2 separate regions of the Homo sapiens genome follow, and region 1 is linked to region 2. Evidence: chromatin loops called from intact Hi-C (ENCODE). Cell type or tissue: endothelial cell of umbilical vein. All regions are shown on one strand. Links, peaks and the distances in the headings refer to the core of each region. The heading gives the core; the rest is flanking DNA. Region 1 overlaps LOC105371240 (a long non-coding RNA gene). Region 2 has its middle 67 kb from the start of ZNF423.

What was found. Peaks named below come from ENCODE experiments on the same cell type or tissue, not always from the same donor. Only the 100,000 strongest peaks of a DNase experiment are listed, where the experiment ranks them.
Region 1: a loop joins it to region 2, with 14 times the contacts of the local background. A loop is called at or near these places in 2 of 110 quality-filtered maps.

What each region holds. Positions count from the first base shown.
Region 1 is chr16:48,683,271-48,693,574 of GRCh38, reverse strand. The region is part of intron 1 of LOC105371240 (a long non-coding RNA gene); the gene reads right to left. Among named protein-coding and RNA genes, the nearest start is that of N4BP1, 78 kb to the right of the region's middle. RefSeq lists a silencer at 5,935-6,054. In endothelial cell of umbilical vein, for the core only: a CTCF peak has its summit at 5,920; a DNase peak (open chromatin) is centred at 5,914.
Region 2 is chr16:49,918,304-49,928,607 of GRCh38, reverse strand. No RefSeq gene overlaps it. Among named protein-coding and RNA genes, the nearest start is that of ZNF423, 67 kb to the right of the region's middle. RefSeq lists enhancers at 1-216, 6,271-7,002 and silencers at 4,256-4,428, 5,411-5,594. In endothelial cell of umbilical vein, for the core only: a CTCF peak has its summit at 6,561 (motif pointing right); a DNase peak (open chromatin) is centred at 6,587.

The DNA.
Region 1 (10,304 bases), core at 1,032-9,031, 1.2 Mb after region 2:
GGTCTCCCTATGTTGCCCAGACTGGCCACAAGCGATCCTCCTGCCTTGGCCTCCCAAAGTGTTGGTATTAGAGGTGTGAGTCACCACCTCCAGCCTCCAGATTCATTTATTCAACCAAGCACATCTCCTAAGTGCTTAGGCTGTGTCTGGTGCCTTGCAGGCAACAGGGATCCCATGATTAACCTTCATCAATCTTGCCCCTCAAAGATTTCACGATCTGGTAGATTTAAAAGTTTCAGTTTACATGCCAGTTTATGTGAGTATGAGTCTACATATGTGTTTTTATTTTAATTATTCTTGGTGGAAACATTTCTAAGATTATTATAGAGGTCACCTCTTTTAAACAGAGCAGGCAGCTTAGCACAGTCTACCCTTTGCCTGGAGTTCCAAGGCTGTGATTGAGACTCCCAAATCTGCATGACCCTGTGAGGCAGAGCAACCCTCTACAGTCCTTATTGTGATTTTTGTCATATTCATATTGTTCCTGTCCCATCACCATCCTCTGCCACCCACCAGCAGCAAGATTCTTCCTGCTCTTAAGAGTCCACCATATTCAATAAGCGTTTGTAATACAGCAACAGCTTGAAAGTAATTCTTCCCCACCCTTCTGGCTCTCCAGACATGTCCAGGACACCTTCCTCCATTCATGAGCTCTTGAAAATGGGCACTATTATTATGCCCATTTTACAGATGAGGAAATTGAGTCTCAGATAGGTTAAGTTACTTGCCCTGAAGTCACAGTAGCAGAGCTGGAACTTATATCCAAACTGACTGACTCCCAAGATCAAATTCCTATTCACTCCACTATACTATTAGGAGTTTGTCACTTGTAGATGGGGGATGATCAGAGAGCTGCTTGACTCTATCCAAATCTGGACAGTTACAGGTTTTAAAACAGTCACAACTGGATAACCTACAGGTATTTTCTGAACACCTAGTGCTGTCAGAGATATGAAATAGCATGTCAAGGCCTTGAGAAGCTCATAGTCTAGTTGGGAATGTGGGCAGGAGACAGCAAGGGTACATCACCACCCAACCCATAGGAAGGTGCCAAAGAGTTCAGGATGGATGGCTCAGCATGGCTGGAAAACCTCTATTCAAAGTTCTGCTGTCCATGAAGGGTCCTGAATCAGAACCACCTGAATGAGGAGTGGGAAGTAATGAGTCACTTGTCATAAGGCTGTTCTAGCAGGGACAGGGGGTCAGAGGTGCTGAGCCATGCAGTGACAGGATATGTGGCTTCGACCATTCTTGCAGTTATTCAATAAATACTGAATGGAATACTCTGTACATGCAAGGCACTGTTCTCAGCACATTGAAGAAGACAGACAATGTCACTGCCCTCACAGAGCTTGTATTCTAGTGGGGGAGGCCTTACACAATTAAATAAACCAGACAATAAGAGGCAGTGAGAAGCAAATGGGAAAGGAGCTACTGCCGATTGGGAGGGGTAGAGGAATAGTCTTTCCAAAGAGGTGACATCTGAGTTAGGACATAAAAGGATGAGGAAGAGCCATGTAAAAGGAAGAGTGTGCCAAGCACATAGAAGAGTGTGTGAGAAGGTTCAGAGGTCCTTGTAAGGCTGATGTGGATGAAAGCTACCTTCCACCCACCAGGCTTTGCAGGTGGAGCTGTCCATGAAAAAGAAACACTGAAAAGAGAACTCAATTGAGAGTAATTAGGTAACTGTCTCCATGTGGCTTTGGGGTTAGGAGCTGAGAAGGGAAGAAAAATGGAAGGAAAGGGAAGCTCCAAATAGCCTGCTACAACCAAATGATTCTGAATATCTGATAATAAATATTCATATAATAATTGATGATGGTGATGATGATAAAAATGCTAAAAAGATCAGGCTGTCAGAGGGCAATGCTGCCCTTGGCAAAGATATGTGGCCTTTCTCAGACTCAAATAAAGGGCAAAGGATAGCACATCTCCTTCATTCTCTTTCTCCTGCCTGTGACATGCCTGAGAATCCCAGAGGTCATTCTCACTGCCCACAGGCATTCCTACTGGATCCCAAGTCCCTGCTGGGATCATAGCCATTATGATGCTCACAGGCTTCCCTGCCTCTAGAGATGGGTGCTGCAGTTGAGCCCTTGTGGCTAGTGGATGACACACCTGCTTCCCCCCACCACCACCCTGACTATGAGCATCTTGAGAACAGGACCAGGTCTTAGCCTTCGCTGTGGCCCCAGCACCTCCCCCGGGGCCTGGTGCATAGTAGATGTTCAGTAAGTATTGGCTGGAGAGAGAGAGGGAGGAGAAGATGGAGGAATTGAGAAATGGAGGAATAGAGGGATAGGGAAATACATCAATCACCTGTCTCCAGTCAAGGACAGGCATTTAGCAGCTGTTCAGAAAATAACTGATTGATTTTAATAGGCAAATGATAGGTCTTAATAAAATTCTCATTGTTGCTGAGCACAGTTGGGCTAGATTTTGAATAACAGTTTCTGTAAGACATTGATTCAGAATACCCCAGACCCCGGACCACCTCCTCTGACATTTTTATCAAATCAAAGGACATTGTGCTATATAGTGCAAAAAGCACACAGCCTAGAACTCTGCCACTTATCTGGTTTGTGATCGTGGGTATATTTCCTTAAGCCTCTGTTTCCTCTTATTAAAGAGTAGGGGAATGCAGAGAATTGCAGTAGGAATAAAAGGAATACTTTTTTGAAAGCAATTTGGGGTGTTTGTTTATTTTGTTTGTTTTTTTTCAAATCAAAATGAATGTATTGAGTACCTGCTGTATGTTCTTTCTGAGTGCTGGAAAGAAAGATAAAAGACAGTCCCTGGCCCAGAGGACCCCACAGTCTAGCAGTGAAGACAGACCCAGGAATGGGGATGTGATGGTTAATTTTATGTGGCAACTTGCCTGGACCACAGCACCCAGATATTTGATGAAGCATTATTCTGGATATTCCTGCGATGGTGTTTGGGATAAGATTAACATTTAAATCAGTGGACTCTGAGTGAAGCAGACAGCCATGTGGGTGGGCTTCATCCACTCCGTTGAAGTCCTGAATAGAACAAAGACGGACTTCCGCTACATAAGAAGGAATTCTGCCAGCAGACAGCCTTTGGACTCAAATTGAAACTCTTCCCTGCTTCCCTGGGTCTCCAGCCTACCCATCAGATTTTAAGCTCACCAAGTTTCCACAGTCACATGAGTCAATTCTTTCAAGTAAACCTTTCTGTATACACACATCTTGTTTCTGTTTCTCTGGAGAACCCTGACTAACACAGAGGACAATAACACAATAGTGAGTTGGATGCTCTAAGAAGGATCCTTAAGAATCCAGTGTCACGGAAAACCAAGGAGCAGTGATTAGCTCCATCTAGAAGGGTGTAAAGGAAGGCTTAGGATACTGGAGCTGGGACCTGAAGGCCAAGTTCATATTAAAAGATGAGAAAAGGGTCAGGCGTGGTGGTTCACACCTGTAATCCCAGCACATTGGGAGGCCAAGGAGGGCGGATCACCTGGGGTCAGAAGTTCAAGACCAGCCTGGGGAACATAGTGAAATCTGGTCTCCACAAAAAAAAAAAAAAATAGCCAGGCATGGTGGCACATGCCTGTAATCCCAGCTACTTGGGAGGCTGAGGCAGGAGAATCATTTGAACCCGGGAGATAGAGGTCGGAGTGAGCCAAGATTGTGCCACTGCACTCCAGCCTGGGCGACAAGAGCAAGACTCCATTTCAATATATATATATGAAAAGATCTTCCAAGCATCATTCAACAGGATCATGCTCACTCCCTCCATTTCCTTAGTAGTTATATGAACTTTAATCAGATTCTCTTTCTCTTGAAAATTCTCTTCTCCAGGCTGTTCCAGCCTATTTTCTCGTTTGAGGACCTAGCTGTGTGACCTAGACAAATCCCCTAATGTCTGTGAGCCTCAGTTTACTCCTTGTTAAATGCCTATTCATGGAGTCCCGGAAGGCACTTTGCACATTTCCTATTCTGTATTGCACCTTATAATTCTGTATTATTTTTACAGTGTTCAGCAGGTTCATACCCTACGGAACATCAATGAGTTTCTTCTGACCTCTATCCAAGGAAGTAGGGAAACAGGTTTACCTTATAGCATGCACTATATAAATTAGCTGCAAAGAAAGACAAATATTTAACAAATTTAAATAATCAAATAATACTATATAAGATTGTGAACTCTTATATCCTAGAGTTTCATTACAAATGGAGACACTCCTGGGACTCTAGTGGCAAGGGGCAGGAGGAAAGAAGAGTTGGCATCTTGTGTTCCTCCAAGGACACAGTTGGATGCAGAGCCTCAATGTCTGAACCTGAAATTGGCCTCAGAGGGAGGACAGTTAGGCAGGCTGTTCTCTGAGATGGGAAAAGCATTAACTATGGAAGAATGGGGAGTCCTCTGCCCCACTCTCCCCACTATGCAAAAAAGCAAGAATTCATGAAGATGGCATCTGCTTGGCCACAGACCAGAATCATCCTGGGATACCTGGATGAGACAACCCTGCAGAAAGCCCCATGCAGTCATTACATCTGTAGAGCCCCATCACAGACTCCTGAGCGTCAGGGTGGTCCAATCAAGGGCATTAAATGGGAACTCCCCAGGGGCCTGATATAGGCCAGTCATTCAGGGGATAAACTTCTTTATCTGGGGCTCTTTACTTACCCCAGGACCTGCTGGGCCAAGGTTCTCTTTCAATAACCAGTTTTGTTGCTCAAGGATAAAGGGAGAATGCCCCATGGGCAGAAGAAACTAAATCCCTGAAGAATTCAATTGGCTGCTGCATCCACTGAGAAGATTAAAAATATACTGAGCACATACTGTTTCCCTCTTAGGAGGAGAAAGAAACTAACTAGACTACTCTAAGGATGTTCCTTAAGTCTCAGGCCAAATTAATGTCCAGACACACATTATTTGTGTGAATTGAAAAGATCTTATGTCTAGAGCCTCAAACTGGCAAACAAGAAAAACAAACCAAAAAGGAAAATGAAAAAGAGGGAAAGAAAAAAAAATAAGAGGGAAAGGCAAAGCATTCATAAAAGCATTCAGAACCCAAAGTGGTATCATGGCAAGATCAGGGGCCTTTTGAGTGTCTGAGACATGGGTTTGAATTTTAGTTCTACCCCCTTATTAGTTTTGTCATTTTATCTTTTCCTTTTTTCTCTTTGGCACAGTCTCGTTGTCTATCAAATCTAGTGATACCTACTTTTCAGGAACATTGTGAAGATTAAGATTACAGAAGAGATGATGTTGTTTGTTGGTTGAGTAGGCTTTCAACAAATAGTTTCGGTTACTGTCATTTCACCAGAAATGGCTCTTTATGTTCGAGTTAAAATGCATTGGATAATTGTTTTGTAATGGAAGCGGCAACAAAATTATAATCAAAGGAGCAACACAGCATGTGCCATGTAGAATTCTATGCTATGGTTTGGTTTAGAAGTCAACGTTTTCATCTTTATTTTATGCCTAATATAAAAATGCCTCAAGTTTATTTACCAACTAGACACTAATGTGCATTCTAAGGGAAATTACCCTCACCAGGATCTGACTCTGGCTATAAAATGTTAAATAACAAATCACTTAGTGAAAGAAAAATTTTTTTTGCTTTTAAATAAAGATGAGAGGGATAGTGGAATTCATAAAATAAGTCAGTCATATCTGTGCTTTGCTCTCTTCAACACATCACTAAAACAAGGGTCCTCCTGTCTCCATTTATCTTAAACTGAACTAAGGCTCCCAGCTCCTGCAAATGAGACCTCAAATGATCAATTACATCTTAGTGCACGAAGTCAAAGGGTAAATGTATTATTGCTCACCACAGGCCGACCCTAACCTCAGGATTAATGCCATAAACAAAAAAAAAGGAAAAATATAGTTAAGCCTGTGAAGGCACTGGCTTTGGTCTCCAAAAAATTACAAAAGGGAAATGATGACCCCTACCGTTAGGAACAAGAACAGACAGCCTGCTTTGGGAACCTGGAGAGGGCCGTGTGGAAGGAGGCGTGGTTATTGAGAGCCGCAAGGACACCGGCTCCCACAGTGGTGTGTTTTCCTGTTGAGGCCCCACTGGACAGGAGGCCCTGGCTTCCCCTTGAGGGATCTCTGCGGGAAGCAAAAAATTTATAAGCTCTCCGTTTAAAATATTTTTAATGTTTTAATTAAGAAGCTTGGGCTTGCTTTGGTAAATGTAACTTTTTTGCATTATATTTTATGCTTGAAATGACCACGCAATTTCTGATAAAGACTTGTTAATGATGATTTCTCCAAATTCCCAGTGGTCATCATCCATGGGAAAACTTGTATGCACAGGTAACAATGAAACATTTTTAATATTTTAACAATTCCAAAATTGTTGAAGTTATACTTAAAGGATCTAATAGCTCTTTGGCATGTGGAAATTTCTTGTAATAATGCAAAAGTTTTTCAAATTCAACCCAGCCTTTTAACATTAAGTATTTTCAAATAATGAGGAAACTATAATCTGCAAAACATGAATTGTTGGAGGTGTCATCCTGCAGCAAGCTTAGACACCACAGAGAGAGCTTGTCAGCCACAAGTGGACAGACAGCCAAGAACTATATTTCTATTTCAGGGCTTCTGCTTGGAGCTGTGCTTCACACTATCCCTGCCGAACCTCCTCAGTGCCACCCCATTCTTCCTATAATGACCACCTACCTCTTCCCTGCCCAGCCTACAACGCCCTCCATTGCCCACCCTATCCTGATGTCATCATCCATTCCTTTCCAGGCCCCTCACTGGCTGACTGACTTTCTCCATGGCTCTTTCCTGCCCCAGGACTTTCACACGAGCTGTTCATTACCTCTGCCCAGAACATTCCTCCCCTGTCTTCGCCTAGCTAACCCCTATTCACGTGTGTGTTCCTCAGGATGCCTTCTCTGATCACAACAAAGTCTCCCCATGCTCACGGTTTTGTATTTCAGTTTCCTCGTCTGTAAAAACGGAAATAAAATAGGTTTGTTTTGAGGAATAAATGAGATATGACACATTTAAGCACCTAGAACAGTACCTGGCTTGCAATGAATGTTCAATAAATCATCACTGCACTTTCACACTTTTCCTCTGTGGCCTGTATCACAACTATAAATAGATATTGATTTGCTTGTATTTGTTCCTCACTAGGCTGTAAACTCCATCAAGGCCAGAGAACATGTCTTTTTCTTTTTCCACCACTATATACCAAGGCCCAGCATAGTCCCTGGTGTCAATGTATATTTAGGGTTTTTATTGTTATGATTGTTGTTTTATGTGTATATTTTCATTTTCCTTCCAACATTTATTTCAGGTTCAAGGGGTACATGCGAAGATTTGTTACATGAGTAAATTGCATGTCATAGGGATTTAGTGTACATATTATTTCATCACCCGGGTAATGAGCTTAGTAACAAATAGGTGGTTTTATTGTTGTTGTTTTGCGGGGGGGCGGGTTTGGCTTGTTTTTTGTTTTTTGTGGGTTTTTTTTTTTTGAGACGGAGTTTCACTCTGTCACCCAGGCTGGAGTGTGGTGGGGTGATCTCGGTCACTGCAACCTCCACGTCCTGGGTTCAAGCGATTCCCCTGCCTCAGCCTCCCGGGTAGCTGAGATTACAGGCATGCACCACCATGCCAGGCTAATTTTTGTATTTTTATTAGAGACGGGGTTTCACCATGTTGGCCAGGCTGGCCTCGAACTCCTGACCTCAAGTGATCTGCCTGCCTCAGCCTTCCAAAGTGTTGGGATTACAGGCGTGAGCCACTGCGCCTGGCCCAAATAGGTGCTTTTTAAATCCTCACCCTCCTCCCAACCTCCACCCCCAAGCAGGCCCTGGCGTCTATGCAGTTGGTCATGGAAATTCTACACAGCAGAGAAACCGCATCAAGTAATTGGAGGGTGAATCTGAAAAAGCTTAAAATGCTGATGTAAAAATACATCAGACCCACTTCCTCTTGCTGTCACCACCTCCCTAGCTCCACCCTGCTATACTTCCTTCCCCTCCCTCCCTTTTATCCCTTGCTGTCCCTGAATCTGTTTTTCTGGCATTCCGTGTTTCTCTGCACTATTCCCATATATGAGCTGATACACAGTAAGTGCTCAATAAACTTTATTGAATAAATTCTGGGACAACTGAAGAGCTGGATGAAAGAGGGAGGATGGATAAGTAGGAGAATGAGAGGATGGATGGGGTACACACTCCCCCACTTAGCATGGAGGAAATTTCCTCTTGTGATTTCAAAAATCTACCCCCCCGCCAAAATCTCTACCCTGATGTTTGTTCCCCTAACCCAGTGAAAACAGAAGTGGTCCCTCTCCTTGAAGTTAATTTAAAACCTAAACATGAATCCAGTCTGATGGGCCCATGACACTTGAGGCTCTATCTGGGCAGCCTCTCCATTACTCCTAATGGCCAGCTTTGAAATGGAATTACTTCATTCTTCAAAGTAAAGTGCAGGGAGTTTTTCCCTCTCTGAACAGCAAGCACATACTGCAAAGACATTCTGCTTCTATAAATATGCTTTTCTAAATGTTAAAGGGTTAGAGCAATTTCTAAAGGTCTCTGCCTCGAAGGAGCCCTCCAATGATATTTAATTGAACTACTTTTGCTTTGAGAAGTGAGGAAACTAAAATGTAAGAAGTGGAAATGCTTCTTGGTTTTATGTCAAAACATAGGCTTCTAGAAAAAATAGTGGAAAATAATTTTCTGTTATTAAACTCAGGAAAATGAATGTAAACAGCTCAACCAAGGAGAGCAAAGTACAGGATTTTTGTAGGACAGTTGGAGGAAAAACTGTCTCCTTTAAAACTCTCATTTTAAACCCTTAACAACTGTTGAAGGCATTTGTGTTGATGAAAATCACTAAAAATCTCTCTCCTTCCTTTGGCATTCAAAATTGAGCATTCAATATAAACATGTCTGCAGCAAGTTTAAATATTAACTTCTTTCATGACATCCCATGGTGTTTCCAGAGCAAATTCCTCTGAACAGAAGAAACTAAATTTTGTAAAGGTTGAAAAAAGAGACAGATCACCTAAATGAAGCAAACTCTCTGGAAACACGCAAATGATCAACTTGCCATTTTGTATTTGTGAAAACATTTGAATGACAGTTGGCATATTTCAACCTAAGTCACATTAAGGAGCCAATAATTAAATCTTTGTTCCTACTCAATGTATTGATAATGTTGGTATAATTCTGAATTTGATGTGATGTTCTCTGAAGAGAAAAGGGACTGAGGACTGCTGAGTCAGCATTCACAGAATGCCAGAAAGAGAAGGTGAATGAGTTTGATTACTACACAGTTGCAACTGCTGTGCCCTGCAGAACCCCAGTGGACACTATGCATTTAGAGTACAATGTGTATGGTGCCATGGTGGCAGAATTGCGTAGTTGTGACTGTCTAAAATATTTACCATCTGTCTTTTTATAGAAAAAGTTTGCTAGGCCAGGTGTGGTGGCTTACGCTTGTAACCCCAGCACTTTGGGAAGCCAAGGCAGGAGGATCACTTGAGCCCAGGAATTCAAGACCAGCCTGGGCAACATAGCAAGGCTCTATCTCTACAAAAAAATTTAAAGATTAGCTGGGCATGGTGGTGCACACCTGTAGTCCCAGCTACTCAGGAGACTGAGATGAGAGGATCTCCTGAGCCAGGAGGCTGAGGCTGCAGTGATCCATGATTGTGCCACTGCACCTTAGCCTGGGTAACAGAGGGAGACTCTGCCTCAAAAAGAAAAGAGAAAAAAGAAAAGAAAAGAAGGGGAGGGGAGGGAAGGGTAGGGTTGAATTTACTGACCTCTGAATTATAAGGACACTGTGCTCTATAGGGCAAAGCTCGAGGAGAGGGGCTATGGCTTCTCTTGTCCTTTTTCCAGGCCTCTGTCTCCAGACCTGTAAGTTAAAGCTAAAACTTCCTACTCCTTATCTCTTAGAGTGCTGTGTGGGACATATTGGTTGAAGATTTTTTTCAATGAATTTTTGTATTTTTTCACTAAGAAACATACTGTGTAATTGAGAAAATGAAAAATATGTTTCCATTCTTTCCTTGATGCTTTCTATGCTATGAACTAAGAGTAAGTGATTCACTGAAAAAACAGTTCTGCAGTGAACAACCTGTGCATCTGTACTTTGCACACTTTGCAGTTATACTGTTGTCTTTTGTTAGGCTACCTAGCATGAAAATATTTCTCCAATTGAGTGGAACCCAAACCACAGGGAGGCAGCAGCCAAAATCTCACTATTGCAGCCAAAGGAGATGTGTATTTCCCCTTCTCCACTCCTTGCATCTGGTCCATGCTCAAAGTAAGCCAAACCAGTGCTCT
Region 2 (10,304 bases), core at 1,614-9,613:
CCATGTGTTGTGGGCCTGGTTGGTGTCAGTCATTGGCAGGGGAGGCTTTGGGAGGAAGCCTGGACACCATGTGAACGCAGCAGCTGATTTTGAGAGAGGGACAGTGGGGTGATCCCTCGTGAGCTTGGCACGAGAGGGACCGGTGGGCAATTGGCCTGACTCTGTCTCCCAGGCCCCAAGCGAGGCACTGTGGTTACCAGGTTCTGGACAGAAACTGACATCTGGCGGATGGTCAGATAGTGTGGAGTGGGGATGTGGAGGGCCCAAGGGAAGAACTGAAGTGAGCACACGGGCAGAGGGGAGAGCAGGGGGTCCTGCAAGCAAGGCAGAGAGCAGCACAGCAGGTAGAAGGGAGATGGCCTCATGCCCAGGGACCCAGCTTTCCTAACACAGCCAACAGTCAGGCCCGAGCTCTGAGACCTGCGGAAGCTGCAGTATCTCTCCTAGAAAAGGGGAATGTATCCTACTCTGCTTGGGGGTTCTGACAGGGACAAGGGCTAATGAACTGAGGCACCTGGGCTGGAGTCAGGTAGACAGTAGAAGCACAGTTCCCAGGAGGAGGGCAGGAGAGAAACCTGTGGCCCACTCAGCTGGCACCTTGACCTCAGCCATACCAGAAGGTGGTCGGTGTGGCAGATTTTATTTTCTAAAGAGAGCCATGACTGTCTTCTGTCCATCATGTTCTCTTGTAATGTGACCTTGCCACTCTGCATGGCTTCTAAGCATAGGTCATATGCTCCCACCAGCTCCCCCGACTCCTCCTCCCTTCCCTCCCTCCCTCTCCAGGGATGCTCACCTTTGGAAACTGGCCACTATGCTTCAAGGAAGCCCAGGCCACATGAGGAGGTCATGTGTAGGTTTGTCCATGGGGAGGTCATGTGTAGACATGTGTATCGGGAGGTCACATGTAGATATGCGGGCTGACAGCCCCTACTGAGGTCCCAGTGGACCTAAGGCATCAAAAGTGAGTGAGGGAAACTTGCAGATGACTCCAGCCTCAGATGCCACCTGAGTGCAACCATGTATAAGACCCTGAGTGAGAACTGAGCTGAACCCAGTTAAGCTCCAGAACCATGACAGATAACAAAAATGACTGTTGTTGTTTTAAGCCACTAAATTTTGGGTGGTTTGTTGTGCTGCAGTAGATAATCAGAACAATTAGTTTTTGTTTTTGCAATAGACTTGTTTTTTTTTTTTTAACAGCAGTTTTAGGTGCACTGGAAAATTAAGCAGAAGGTACAGAGATTTCCCATGTATTTCCAGTTTGTACACATGCACAGCCTCCTTCATTATCAACATCCTCCACCAGACGGGTGCATTTTTTACCACTAATGAACCTCCACTGACACATCATTATCATCCAAAACCCATGGTTTACATTAGGGTTCACTCTTGGTGTTGTGCATTCTATGCGTTTGGACAAATACATAATGACATCTATGCACTATTCTGGTATCATACAGAGTAGTTTCACTGCCCTGAAAATCCTCTATGCTCTATTTATCCTGCCCTCCCCCCAACCCCTGGCAACCACTGATCATTTTACTGGCTCCATAATTTTGCCTTTTCCAGAATGTCATAGAGTTGGAATCATACAGTATGTACATATCCTTTCAGCTTGGCTTCTTTCACTTAGTAATATGAATATAAGATTCCTTCACATCTTTTCATGGCTTGATAATTCTTTTTTTTTTTCTTTTTTCTTTTTTTTTTTTTTTGAGATGCAGTCTCACTCCAGGCTGGAGTGTAGTGGTGCCATTGCAGCTCATTGCATCCTTGACATCCTGGGCCCAAGCGATCCTCCTGCTTCAGCCTCCCAAGTAGCTGGGACCACAGGTGTGCATCACCACACTCGATTAGTTTATTTTTATATTTTGTAGAAATGAGGTCTCCCTATGTTGCCCAGACTGGTATCAAACTCCTGGCCTCAAGTGATCCTTCTGCCTCAGTCTCCCAAAGTGCTGGGATCACAGGTATGAGCCACTATGCCTGGCTTTATTTCTTTTTAGTTCTGAATAATATTCCATTTTCGGGTTGTGTCACAGTTGATTTATCCATTTACCTACTGAAGAACATCTTGATTGCTTCCAAGTTTTGGCAATTATGAATAAAGCTGCCATAAGCATATATGGGCAGGCTTTTGTGGGGACACAAATTTTCAATTCATTTGAGATAGATACCAAGGAGTGTTATTCCTGGATCATATGGTTAGAGTATGTTTCCTTTTATAAGAAACCGCCAGACTGCTTTCCAAAGCAGCCACGCCATTTTGCATTCCCACCAGCAATGAATGAGAGTCTCTGTTGTTGCACATCCTCACCAGCATTTGGTGCTGTCAGTGTTCTGGATTTCGGCCATTCTAATATGTGTGTAGTGGTATCTCATCGTTGTTTTAATTTGCATTTCCCTAATGACAGTGATATTGAGCATCTTTTCATGTGCTTATTTGCCCTTTGTATATCTTCTTCAGTGAGGTGTCTGTTGTGGCAAAAGATGGTCATTTGCCCATTTTTTAATCAGGTTGTCTGTTTTCTTATTGTTGAGGTTTTAGAGTTCTTTGTCTATTTTAGATAACAGTCCTTTATCACATATGTGTTTTGGAAATATTTTCTCCCAGTCTGTGGCTTGCCCTCCCATTATCTTGACAGTGTCTTTCAGAGAGCCAAAGCTTTTTAATTTTAATGAAATCCAGCTTATCAATTATGTCTTCCATGGATTATGCCTTTGATGTTGCATTTTAAAAGTCATTGCCAAACCCAAGGTCACCTAAATTTTCTCCTATGTTATCTTCTAGGATTTTATAGTTTTTCATTTTATGTTTAGATTTCTGATCCACTTTGAGTTAATTCTTGTGAAGGATGTAAGGTCTGTGTTGAGTTAATTCTTGTGAAGGGTGTAAGGTGTGTGTCTAGATTCACCTTTTTGCATGTGGATGTACAGTTTTTCCAGCACCATTTGTTGAAAAGACCATCTTTACTCCCTTGAATTGCCTTTGCTCCTTTGTCGAAGATCAATTGACTATATTTATGTGGGTCTATTTCTGGGCTCTCTATTCTGTTCCATTAATCTAGTTGTCTATTCTTTCATTAATACCTCAGTCTTCATTACTGTAGCTTTACCGTAAGTCTTGAATTCAGGTAGGGGCAGTCCTCTGACTGTGCTTTGGTATCAAGTTAGCTATTTTGGTCTTTTACCTTTTCATATAAACTTTAGAATCAGTTTATTGATATCCATAAAATAACTTGCTGGAGTTTTAACTGGGATTGCATTGAATCTATAGAATTTGGGAAGAACCGACATCTTGATACAATTAAGGCTTCTTATCCATAAACAAATAATACTACTCTCTATTATTTATTTCTTCTTTGATTTCTTTCATCAGAGTTTTTTAGTTCCTCTCATATAAATATTCTTGCATATTTTGTTAGATTTATGCCTAATTCATTCTTTTGGGTGCTAATCTAAATGGTATTGTGTTTTTAATTTCAAATTCTACTTGTTCATTGCTAGTATATAGGAAAGTGACTGACTTTTGTATAATAACCTTTATCCTGCAACCTTGCTATAATTGCTTAATTTCAAGAGGAATTTTTGTTCCATTCTTTTGGATTTTCTGCAGTCAGAACAGTTTTTTAAAACTTATACCCTACTTCTTTGCTACTAAGATCTCATCTACCTAGTGACAGATTTTGTTGGGGAATGGGTAGGAGCTGAGAGGAGAAAAAGAGCTATCCTGCTGTGAAAGGTGCTTAATAATTGTAAAACAGATACTAATTTAAGGAACTTTAAAATATCATGTGAGAAAATATGCATCATAGATCAGTCTTTTTCCTAGAAGCACAGCGCACCCTGAACTCCTTCTTAGAGTAGAAGATGCATCAGTGTTGGGGCTTCATGGGTCCAGGTTGCCAGGGGTGGGATGCCAGGAGCTAAGACCCAGGCTGTCCAGGGAGCTATGGGTGTCTGGGCAGCCCCAGATCTGCATGGGGCCAAAAGCCTGGTGTTCTGGGATTGGAGATTCAGTGGTGCAGCTCTTGTCCACCCTGGGGCCTTTTTCAAGCAGCCAGTGTCAGGGGTCTCAGTCCACAGGTTGCCAATTGGTGCTTGTACTTTTTTCTGTGTTTGAGCATAAAATATCAACTTCTAGGCATGAAAGAGCCAAACAAATGAACACACAACAACTCAAGGATAACAAAACACCACTTTTTGCAGTGGACATGTGTGGTTTCCTTCTGCAGGGATTTTCGGTTCACAGCCCTTTGGAACATCTCAACCCCAGGGACTGACTTCCCAAGCCCTGGCTACAGAGGCCGTCATGTGACTTGGGCCTGGCCAATCAGCATATTCCGTTGGCTTAGCCTTGGTGATTGGTTCAGGGATGGTCCCGTGATTCCAGCTAGTCCAATGAGAGCTCTCCTCAGGACTTCTGCCAGGACTTCCTGGGAACCCTGCAGATGTACCTTTTCTGGTGGGACTGCCAAACCCTTAGGACGTCATCCTCGAACTGGGATCGGGTAGGGAACAACCTAAGGGAGAGGATGGTGAACCTGCCTGAGAGTGAAGACACAGAGGACAGCGCAGGCAAGGAGCAGGTTCCTGATATGATTGTCTGAGGCCCTGGGTCCTGGTGCTGGAAGGCAGCCGCACCCTGGCATTTTCAGATACTAGAACCAGCGACCCCCTTTCATACTGAATCCTGTTTGACTGGGTGTTTATCACTTGACTGACATCCTCTAAGAATTGTGCAGTGGGCCGTGTGCAGCCAGCCACCTCCTTCCGGAAAGACAAACTCTCAACTCTGTCAGAAAATGGGCTGTGTCTGTGCCTCTCTCTCTTTCCTAGAACCTGAGGACCTCCCTCCTGACTCCCCACACCTGGGGCTGACCTGCACGCCCTCCGAGCCACATTACCTGCGCAGCCTTGCCTGGCGATCGTGCTGAGCAGCACCTACCTGGTACGCAGCTGCTTGAGCATCCGTCTGTCTTTCTGTCTTCTCTTCTGGAGAATATGAGTCCTGGGGAGCTGGAGCCCAATCGGTCCTCCCTCCCCTACAGGCCTGGGCACCCTACCTGGCACTTGCCCGGTGCTCTGTGAACTGAATGGGAAAAGGAAAGCAGACCAAGTCACCTGGAAAGCAGGCATGGGACGAGGAAAGATCAGTGGTCTTGGAATCCAAAAGTAAAGGGCGGCATCGTGGCACTGCAGCTCTCCGGCTATTTGCTTGGGCAAATCCTGGCTTTCATCTCCAGCTGCCTCGTCCATGGCAGAGAGATCGTGGGTCTAACCCTCGTTGTGTCACAGTGAAAGCATGCTCAGGGCCAGCATGTGGAGCTCTCACAGAGGTTGCTCCTATTCCCTGGGCTTTCGCCCAGAGCTGCGTGCTTTACACTTGCAATCCCCTCCAAACCTCCCTGCTACTGGATCCGGAAGGCTCCATTTTACAGATGAGCAAACTAGACGCAGTGAGGTTGAGTCAGTTGCTCAATGCCACACAGCTGGTCATCGAAGAAGGCTGCCCTTGAGCCCAGATCTGCTCACCCCAGAGCCCTGGGTCCTAGCTTTTAGGCTCTGGTCTCTCTGAGGCTGGAAGGGCTTCCCTGAGCAGTGGCCAAGCCAAGAGGTGGCTTAGGGGAACAGTTTTGTTGTGGTTGTAGAGTCAGGGTCTCCCTGTGTTACCCAGGCTGGTGTCAAGCTTCTGGGCAAGTGATCCTCCCACCTCGGCCTCTTAAAGTGCTGGGATTACAAGTGTGAGCCACCACACCTGGCTGGCCTAGGAAAACTTAAACCCATCTCACATCTCCCCCAGCCCCTCCAACCCCTGAGTGAAATTTATGGTTCAGGTAAAGACGGTGTGCCTGTTCTTCAGCTTCAAGACAAGCCCTCAGCCCCTGCTCCTAAGGCAGACTGCCAATCTCCTAGCCTGTCCAGCCTGCCCCTACTCAGTGAGCTGATGAGACAAGGAGTGGGGCTGGGATCCTCTGAGCCAGACCACACTTGAAGCTTCCGGAGAGCCAACACAGGGAGATTCTGTCCTGGGCTCCAGGCCTTTCTGAGACAAAGCCCCTCCATCTACATGTCTCAGTTGGTGCCTGGTCCTGGGCGGCATGCAAGGCCAGGCTGTTTCCAGTTTTGAGTGTTCCTATGTGGTAAAAATGAAGAAGCATCAACACAAATTTCCACCTTTGTAGTGTACTTACATAAATAGCTTTCACAGATTAATGCTTCTAACACACAAATGGTGTGATTTAACTATGCCAGGGTACTTAGCATATTATTTTTTAAATTGATTTATAGGTCACTGAAGGGAGGCTGGCCTGGCAATGGACCGCAAGATTCAAGGTGGAGAATGTCCCTCGTTTCCATCCTGTTTCTGTGACTTGTATATGACAGTATTTAGGGAAGGTGAAAGGCATACCTTTGTGGCTCCTGTCCTGATAAGGTGGGCAACCAATTGCCACAGTCAGGGTTGGGGAGGGGCACAGGGAGGTGGTGGAGCCCTGCACCTTCACCCCATTACCTGTGCTGGAGTTCCTGCCATCGGAGGCTTCCTGAGAATTTCCAGCCACCAGAAGGGGGCAGACGGTGACTTCTGAAGCTGGGACACAATGGGTCTGTGAGGAGGCAGGCAAGAGGGGGTGGAGGCGCCAGGCTGAAACCACCACCTCCACCACCTTGGGACAAGCTGGGCCCCCATCAGCTGGGCTTGGCTCTCCGGAAGCTTCAGGTGTGGGCTAGCTCAGAGGATCCCAGGCCCACTGCTTGTCTAGTCAGGTCACCAGATTGGGGAGGGCTTGACAGGCTAGGGGGCTGGCAGTCTGCCTTAGGAGCAGGGGCTGGGGCTGGTTTTGAAGCTGAAGAACAGGCACATTGTCTTTACCTGGACCATACATTTAACTAGGGGGTTGGAGGGGGCTGGTGGAGATTTGAGGTGGGTTTAAGTTTTCTGAAGCCAGCCAGGTGCAGTGGCTCACACCTGTAATCCCAGCACTTTGGGAGGCTGAGGTGGAAGGATCGCTTGAGCCCAGGAGTTTGAGACCAGCCTGGGCAACACAGGGAGACTCTGTCTCTACAACAACAAAAACGTTCCCCTAAGCCACCCCTTGGCTTGGCCACTGCTCAGGGAAGTCCTTCCAGCCTCAGAAACCCCCAGAGCTGCCGAATCGTCCCGCATGGAAGACAGACACAGATGCAAGTGTCTAAATGCCTTTGTGCATCCTGGTTCCAGGTGGGAGGCGCTGGGAGATGGGGGCCTCTCACTTAGAAACTGCCTCCCCTCCCAAACCTGGACACATGGCCCACTGCTACACACCACCACCACCAGTGTTGGCTGTCGCAGGACGCCGAGGGCCTGTGGTATGTCTGGAGCTTCCTCGTGGACAGGCCTTTCAGCAGTGTGCCATGATGGGCCCAGTCCCTGTTGAAATTGAGTCCTTTGTGGATTTCCTAAGCTACAAAGCAACCCCAGCCCTGGGATATCTCAAAGAGAATTTTTAAATGACATGAGCTGGACATGCAACCACAAGGTGTCTGCCCAGATTAAGGCGAACTCCAGCATGGGCCTTTGAAGGGCACTCGATTTCCCAGGGTGAAGATGGATTTCCACAACAGAATTCACAAAAGCCTCCCCAGCCCACACTCGTCCACTGGGACAGGGCTCACTGTCCCTGGGGGCTGCGGGGAAGGTTCCAGGATAGCAGGTATTTTTCACATCCCACCATACACTGCTGCCCAGGCAGTGGTACCAGCACCAGAGTCCCCGGACCTGTGTCTGCCCTAAGTGTCCTGCCTCCATGCTGTCCCTTCTCAGCACAAGACCCACTGTGTGTCTAGCCCCCCACCCCACTGGTTACATATCCATGGCTCCTGCAGCCTCAGAGCAAAATCCAGACGTTTATTGTGTTTCTGTGTGGCCTCCAGCCTCTCCACTTCCTCCCTCCACACACAACCAGCCACCTGGATGTCCAGTCTCTGGAGCCCTGGGCTTGCCCTGGGACCGTCCCACATTGCCATACTCTGTCTGGACTCTCTTGCCCCACTCTATGCAGCTAACTCCTCTTCATCCTTCGAGAGTCAGCTAAAATGTGGCCTATTGCAACAGGACTTCCCTGCCTACCAGGACCCTCGGTCCTGTCCTTCTGCTCAGTGCTGTCACAGATCTCATCATCACTTATTTATGTCACTACAGTCACAAGCCCAGCTCAGTGCCCAGCACATAGTAGGTGTTCAACAAACATGTGTTATGTGAACTCAGGAGCCCCTCATATGTGTCTGCTCCCTCCGGCAGAGGCCTACCTTGAGCGGGGCTTTGACCCTAAATCCAAGGGTATCCAAGAGGGACATCTGAGCCAACCTTGGGTCTCCATCTGCCCATGACTCCCCACCCCCCTTCCCTCCCCTGAAATGCACTTTCTTCATTCACTACAGATCTAGAACCTCCTGCAGGAACTGAGCTGAGCTGGCTAGCTGCAAGCTTCTAGGCAGGGAACAGGCATGGCCAGTCTGGAGGCTGCCTGAGAGACTGGGGCTTTGCTTCTCAGGCCTCACCTGCACCACCCTCCTTAGCTCACTCTCTGAAGCCCACCTTCCTGGAAAAGCAGGAGCCCCAGCCCCACCATTCCACTAAGCTCCCACCTCCAGCCTCTTGCTGGAAGTCTCTTGGCCAGAAGGAAAATGTCCCTTCACCTAGACAAGGCCCAGGTCCCTCTATGAGGGCTTTGGACTTGGCAGACAGCATTGGGTGCATCAGTCACCATTCAGACTGGCTTTCTGAGCCACACACAGTGCTCAGACCTGAGGGACACCATGAGGAATAAATATGGCCCCTGCTTCCCCAGCCCCAGGCCTATCCCAAGAGCTCTCATCCTTTCTGTTCAGGAAAGACTTTTGAACACATTTTAGTGGCTCATGAGAAGGGATTGAAGGACCCTAAGTCAGGAAGAATGACATATCACTGGCAGAAGAGGATGACAGAGCCTACTAGAAGCCCACTCTTATGCTCTCTGCTCTGCTTTGGAAGCAGGACAGAGGACAGGCACCCCAGGAGTGGTTGCCAGAGTTAAGGTGGAGTGGGGCACAGCAGGCAAGCAGCACCCTGGCAGATGGGAGATCCCATCCCAACTCCCACCAGCTCCTCTGTGTTCCTGGACAAACCGTTAAATCAAGGTGGCGAGTTATGTGGCCACAGGAGCCAGGTGTCAGCATAAATGAGTCTCACATATCCAGTAGAGAAAGCAAGACGCCACCTGAAGGGTTGGCTACTCCAGCCTCTGGTGCCTGGCAGGAATATGAGTTGCCAGATTTGATGATTGTTTAAAAAAAAAAAAACTTCCCACTTTATTATTTTGTTTAGAGGCAGAGTCTCATTCTGCCACATAGGCTGAAGTGCAGTGGTGCAATCATAGCTCACTGTGGCCTCGAACTTCCGGGCTCAAGGGATCTTCCCGCCTCAGCTTCCGGAGTAGCTGGGAACACAGGCATGAACTAGCATGCCTGGCTAATTGTTTTATTTTTATTTTTTTGTGGGGGACGGAGTTTCACTCTATCACCCAGGCTTGAGTGCAATGGTGTGATTTCAGCTCACTGCAACCTCAACCTCCTGGGTTCAAGTGATTCTCCTGCCTCAGCCTCCCGAGTAGCTGGGATTACACGCACGCACCACCATGCCCAGATAATTTTTGTATTTTCAGTAGAAACGGGGTTTCACCACATTGGCCAGGCTGGCCTCAAACTCCTGACCTCAGGTGTTCCACCTGCCTCACCCTCCCAAAATGCTCGGATTACAGGCGCGAGCCACTGTGCCCGGCCTATTTTTATTTTTTGTAGAGAGGAGTTCTCGCTATGTTGCCCCAGGCTGGTGTCAGACTCCTGGGCTCAAGCGATCCTCCTGCCTCGGCTTCCCAAAGTGTTGGGATTACAGACCTGAGCCATCGCACCTGGCCTAAATTTCCCATTTTAAATGTTGGCTCAATTATAAAACAGAAAAACAACAGAGCAAGGCAGACGGTGTTTCTGCAAGCCGTACTTGACAGGGCAGTCTCTCGATTAGGCTCTCAGTGGGGCCACCTGTAAAATGAGGGCACTACTCGAGGGTGAGAGCCATCAACAGCGCCTCCTAATGGATCAGCTCTGCCCATAGGCCACAGGACCTCATGGCTACAGCTGATTGGGCCAGGAGTGGGCACCTAGCCCAAGGGCAGCCAATCCCAGGCTAGCAATAGTTTATGCTGTGACTTGGGGCAAATAGTTTATTCTGTGACTTGGGCCACCACCGTCCTCACTCTTCTTACTCCGGATCCTCCCCTGCC